Regions from separate parts of the Homo sapiens genome. Here region 1 is linked to region 2. The links are chromatin loops, found by intact Hi-C in ENCODE. Cell type or tissue: heart left ventricle. All regions are shown on one strand. Each heading gives the region's core, and the rest is flanking DNA. Links, peaks and the distances in the headings are about the cores only.

Region 1 (2,911 bases), core at 170-2,669, 51 kb after region 2:
TACTGGATTTAAAATAATAGCACCCAAAGAGGCAAAGAACTGCACATCTCTGCAGGGGAGGGCAGCTCTGTCCATTTGTACCTTGACTGCCTTGGACCAGGCCCTTCCCCTTCCTGAAAGGCTTATGGGCAGGGTGGGGTTCTGCTGTCTCCTGCCAACTCCAAGGATCCTCCCACTGCTCCCGTGTCACAAAAGTGCTCTCCTTTGGGAGCACTGTCTCACTGAGAGGTCTGGAAGTTGCCTGCATAGCTGCCAGTTCAAGGAACCGAGCCATAGTTGCATCTGTGTCCCCGACAAGGGGCTGCTTACCAGGCTTCCCACAGAGGAACCGTACACGGTAGCTCCGGCAGGCTCTGCCCCGGTCGTAGCAAGCAAACCTATAATCCTGGCCTTTTTTGTAGACAACCTCGGTGCTGAGGTTAACTCCATCCATTGTAGTGGCCTGGGAATGACACAGAAATTACAGAGCAAAGTCGTTTTTTTTTTATAGAGAAGGAAGGTGCTGATTAATGTTCTAAACATATACTCAGAAGTCTAAAATTGTCCCTGCTGCAACACTATTTACAACGGCCCGAGATGATTATCCCAATGATTGCCCCCATCAGTTTTGTTATGAGAAAGACAGCCTAAAGTCTTGGAATAGATAAATGCCTGGCCTGAGGTCCTACAGTACTCAGTATCGAAACCAGTGATCTACTGCTTATGGCTGGGTGAACATTTTACGGAGCATTTACAATAAGTAGCCACTCTTCTAGGATCTGGGCTGGCCACTTTTTACAATTTGCACCACCACTACCAGCACCATGAACAGCGGCCAACAGTCCAAACATGGTTCTGCATCCCATGGGGAGGAGTCTTTAAAAAATACTCATGCCCAGTCCCCATCCTCGGAGCCTCAGATTTGATTGTGTCTGGGGTGCAGCATGGACATCTGGACTTTGAAAAGTTGTCCAGGTGATTCTAATGGGCAAGAAAGTTTGAGAACCACTAAAGCTAGATGTTTACCTATATTATCTCATTTCATCTTCATAGCAAAACTATGAGGCTGCTGTTAGTTTTACAGATAAGGAAACTCATCCTCAGAGAGGTTCAGTTACTTACCCAGGATCACAAAGCCAGTAGGTGGCAGAGCTAAAACTTGAACCCAGACTTATGTAACTACATCACAACACTTCTAAGCCCCATCCACTCTTGCCCTAAGGTGGAAGCCGCCTAATGTCTTTTGTTCAAATGTCTGCCTCCTCCCACCGCATGGTGGGCTCTGGGTGGGCAAGGAGCTGGTTTTTGCCCCCTTGTCCCCAGCATTCAGCCCAGGGCCTGGCACAGAGTGAGGTCTCAGTGGATGAGGGCTGGCTGGTGAGCAGCTACAAGGCCAGGTGGAGAATTTAGGGAGCAGGCCTCCAGGGAGGGCATGATCCCTGCCAGCTGGGGCCCATCCCAGAGCCAGGGTGTGTCTGCATCCTGACCATGACTATCATTCAAAGACATGCAATTTAGAGCAAGGGCTGCAGCTGCTGTCATCTTTGGCATAGAGACCAAAGGGACCAGACTGGGGTAATAAGGAAGGAAAGTATAGCCAGTCAAAAAAAAAAAAAAAGAGGAGACTTTTTAGGAAACATTGTTTTAAACCCAGCAGCTCCGTTATCTTTGGCTTGGAAGAAGAGCCATGTGGATGTGAGTTCAGCCACAATTAAAACTCAGTCATTTCCTGCAAAAACACACTCACACCCCCTATCTCAGGTGGTCTCTGCAGCAGCCAGAGAGGCAGGGGTTGCAAACTTGCTTTTAGACGGAGGTCAACGCTGATGCTCAGAGGGGTTCAGATGTAAGCTCAAGGTCAGTTAAGGTAAGCCCAGCTCCTCGGGCCTCCTGAAGTTTTCCCCTGAGGGTAGCATGTTCTTCAATTGGAGACCCCGTAAGATTGAGAACTGAGCCTGAAAACATTATCGAAGGGGGCTGGAGATTTTTTCCAGGTATAACATCCAACAATAATTCCAGGAGAACATCTACTCAATTCTGCTGTTTTTTCTTTTTTTCCTTTTTTCTAACCTGAAAAATGACCTCAGTTTTGGATAAGAAGAGTAAAAGGAATCCATCATCATTCAGAGAAAGAGATCTTTAAGTAGACTTGAGTTTATTATTATTCTTGGTAATAATAAGTATTAACAAAATAATTATCAATATAATAACTAATAGTAAATTTATTTTATTTTATTTCATTTCATTTCATTTCATTTATTTATTTATTTTGAGACAGAGCCTCACTCTCTTGCCCAGGCTGGAGTACAATGGCGCCACCTCAGCTCACTGCAACCTCCACCTGTTCAAGCGATTCTTCTGCCTCAGCCTCCCGAGTAGCTGGGATTACAGGTGCCCGCCACCACACCCAGCTAATTTTTGTATTTTTAGTAGAGATAGGGTTTCATCAGCTTGGCCAGGCTGGTCTCGAACTCCTAACTTCAATTGATCCACCCACTTTGGCCTCCCAAAGTGCTGGGATTACCGGCGTGGGCCACCAGTCCAGCCAATAAATTAATTTTAAATAATAAAAAATGTATGGGCCACTTTTCAGTCTGCACACTTCATTGCACTGAATCCACAAAACATGCCCATGAGGAAATAATTATTATCCCTATTTTTGCTGTGAGGAAACGAGACACTAAGTAACAAGACTGTGAGTGAGGTACCCAGGGCACAAAATTTAAGGCAGCACCCACTCTTAGGGTCATGCAAGTGCAGAGTTGGCGCTGGAGGGAGCGGGCTGCCTTAAATTTTGCACCGTGGGCACCTCACTTGCTGATATGCCAAAGCTCACAAGTGGTAGAGCTGTGATCTCTCTGGCTTCAGAATATGTTTTTGTTACCATCAGGCCGACCTCTAGCCACTGCACCAGCTGCTGTGGGGAACACAC
Region 2 (2,911 bases), core at 267-2,766:
ACACAGTAGGACTTCGATATGTATCTCTTCCCTTGAATGTTCTCAACCCTGGTTAGGTAAGACCAGATAGAAATGTGGTGATGGAGGAAGGAAGGAGAAAGGGAAGAGAAAGAGAGGAGGTGCGGGAAGGCGGAGGGGAGCATCTGTCAAATCATAAAACCATCCAGGAGCTCCTGAAGGTTCTAGATCCTGAAGGTTCTAGAGACCAGCTCCATTTGGCATCCCCTGGGATTTCATTAGAACCACAGAATTCCTCCATTGCAGACTTCCTGAATCAGAATCTGCATTTTTACAAGATCTGCAGGTGATCATGTATACATTAAAGCTCGAGAAGCCCCATGCTAGAAGATTTCTCTTGGAGCGCATCTTTCTTTTGCTGTCTTCTTTTGATGGACACAGGCTTAGTGTAGTCCAGAGCCAGCCTTCTCTGAGCTGCAGGAAGAGCATGGCCAGGTTTGAAGTCTTTCTGGGAGAACACCATGTCGTTACCATGATGCTCGGGTTGTACCAAGAGCTCAGATTGACCTCTTACGTTCACGTCACCTCTCTCTGGTTAGGCAACACAGGGCTATTGCCTCTATTTTGCAAATGGGGAGATTGAAGCAAATAGTTACCAAGTATCTCAGAGGACCTACCAAAGGGAAATGTGCTTGAAAGACACAGAGGTTTGGAGCAATGTGTGCACCCAGCCTGAAGGTCCCAAATTGCAAAAGTTCGACTTGGGAATAAGGAGTGTCTATCCCCTGCCTCGGGGTGTATTCAGTCCAAAGTGCTGGGAAAATAGCCTTCACAGTGGCAGACTCAGCACACTGGGCCAGATAGGAGGAAGTGAGCACCTCCCTTGGGAATAGAAATGGGGCAGAAGCTCAATGGGGCGTCCAGTTTGTATCTCAAAGGAACTCTGTAACCACAGACCACAGTCCAGACATGGAAAAACTGTATAGGATTCTGGAACCTGTTGTTACCCCCATTTGTGTCCCACTGGGAACAGCGGGAAAGATCTTAAGATGCGAAGGGCTTGTGTGAAATAAGGATAGATGGGAAGGGAGCTGGGGCTGCCTCAGGCCCTTGAGGAAGGCTGGAGAGGGAGGCCCAAAGGGTTGGTAGGGTGAGGCCCCTTAAGGAGACAGGTCTCATTGCTAACACATCCTCCACTCTAGATTCAGGATCTGTTCTCAGGAGGATATTTCTGCATTGTTTCATTTCAGAACAAAAGCTAATGGTCCTTTGTTGGAGCTCAGCCTTCCTACTTGGGGGACTCAAATGTAGGTCTTGCCCTCCTGATGGGGATCTAAGTTAGCTCACAGGAGCGGGACAGAGAGATGGGCTTCTTGTGTCCCCACCCCTTCCCACTGATGCCCAGAAGCCTGCCTACCTATGTTGGGAACACTTCTTTGCCTGGTGTGCCATCCTCATGGCCTATAAGCCCATGCCCCAGCCAGCACAGTCTCCCACAGAGTGGCAGTGCAGAGGCAGCTCCCAGAAGCCATGCTAGATGTTTCTGGTGTGAGCAGCTGCCCTCTTCTCTCCCCAGGACCCTGGGGCCAGTAGTGGCCTGCTGGATGGGGTAGGAAGCATGGGCCAGGCTAGGCAGGGCCCGCAGCCACAGTAGAACAGGATCTACCTTGCCTCATTCCCTGCTGCTTTCCAGGAGGTTAGAGAGGGGTCTAGTGGTACCAATGCCTGCCTGGGTGCCCAGCGCCAGCCCAGGGAGTGGCCCATTCCAGTAAGGGCTTCCCCCAGAGAGGTGCTGCTGCTCGGGCTGGTGGGAGCCTTGCACATGGTTCCAAACAGAGTAGCACTGCAGTCTAGTTTCTTATTCCAAGCTTCTGCATCATCTTTCATTTCAAAAGAAAATTCTCTGCCCAAAACGTCATGATCTCTAGAGGATAACTATTTTTCCCAATTTGGTCAACCTTGTCCTCTGTCTGAATCTGCATATGAAAAATAGAATGCCGAAGAAGCATCTGATGGGGGAATGAGGGAGGGAGTAAATGTGGTTAAGCAAAATCCCATTATCCAAAATCTCGCCAGGTGCCCAGTTCACGTCGTGCCCCTCATGGAGTCAGCATCTGGGAAGTACATTTGCTTTCATTTAATAACTATTAATGTTTACTAAGCACCTACTATGTAGCAGGTACCACATGAAGCGCTTAGACTTTCCACCAGGTTGTGGCTCCTGAGTGAACTGTACACTCACTTAACTAGCCATGTTCTGTGCTAGAAATGCAAAGGGAAGTTAGACATGGCCCCAACATTGAGAAGGCCACACTCTTGATGGGGCAACAGATGTGTCCACCAGACCTATTGTGAGTAGTGCTTTAGCAGAGGTAGAACTTTTATTTTTTATTTTTTTGAGACGGAGTCTTGCTGTGTCACCCAGGCTGGAGTGCAGCTGCGCAATCTCGGCTCACTGCAACGTCCGCCTCCTGGGTTCAAGCGATTCTCCTGCCTCAGCCTCCTGAGTAGCTGGGACTACAGGTGTGCACCACCACACCCAGCTAATTTTTTTGTACTTTTAGTAGAGATGGGGTTTCACCATATTGGCCAGGCTGATGTCAAACTCCTGACCTCATGATCCACCCACCTCGGCCTCCCAAAGTGCTGAAATTACAGGTGTGAGCCAATGCGCCCTGCCAAGGTAGAACTTTTGGGTTGGATCGGAAAAGACCTCACCGAGGAGGCGATGTGGGGAGACTTGTAAGGTACTGGGGAATTACCAAAGTTTGCTAAGGAGAGGGGACACAGGTTTTCCCTACATTTAAGAAGTTTAAACCAGCGGCCAATATGGAAGATGGGTTGGAGTTGGGGCAACTGGAAGAGGGAGGCCCGTTAGGAGACTGTGCCAACAGTGTTGGTGATGAACAGCAAAGGCCGGGGCAGAGTGGCAGAAGAGAGGACGCTGTGGAGG

What was found. Peaks named below come from ENCODE experiments on the same cell type or tissue, not always from the same donor. Only the 100,000 strongest peaks of a DNase experiment are listed, where the experiment ranks them.
Region 1: a loop joins it to region 2, with 2.0 times the contacts of the local background. A loop is called at or near these places in 3 of 110 quality-filtered maps.

Annotation. Positions count from the first base shown.
Region 1 is chr15:80,892,521-80,895,431 of GRCh38, reverse strand. It overlaps CEMIP (cell migration inducing hyaluronidase 1), which reads right to left. Exons shown (of 30, transcript NM_001293298.2): 11 at 310-442. Among named protein-coding and RNA genes, the nearest start is that of MIR549A, 52 kb to the right of the region's middle. In heart left ventricle, for the core only: no CTCF peak of the experiment used is centred there; a DNase peak (open chromatin) is centred at 1,371.
Region 2 is chr15:80,943,725-80,946,635 of GRCh38, reverse strand. The region is part of intron 28 of CEMIP (cell migration inducing hyaluronidase 1); the gene reads right to left. It also overlaps a transcript of MESD not described here. Among named protein-coding and RNA genes, the nearest start is that of MESD, 45 kb to the left of the region's middle. In heart left ventricle, for the core only: no CTCF peak of the experiment used is centred there; no DNase peak of the experiment used is centred there.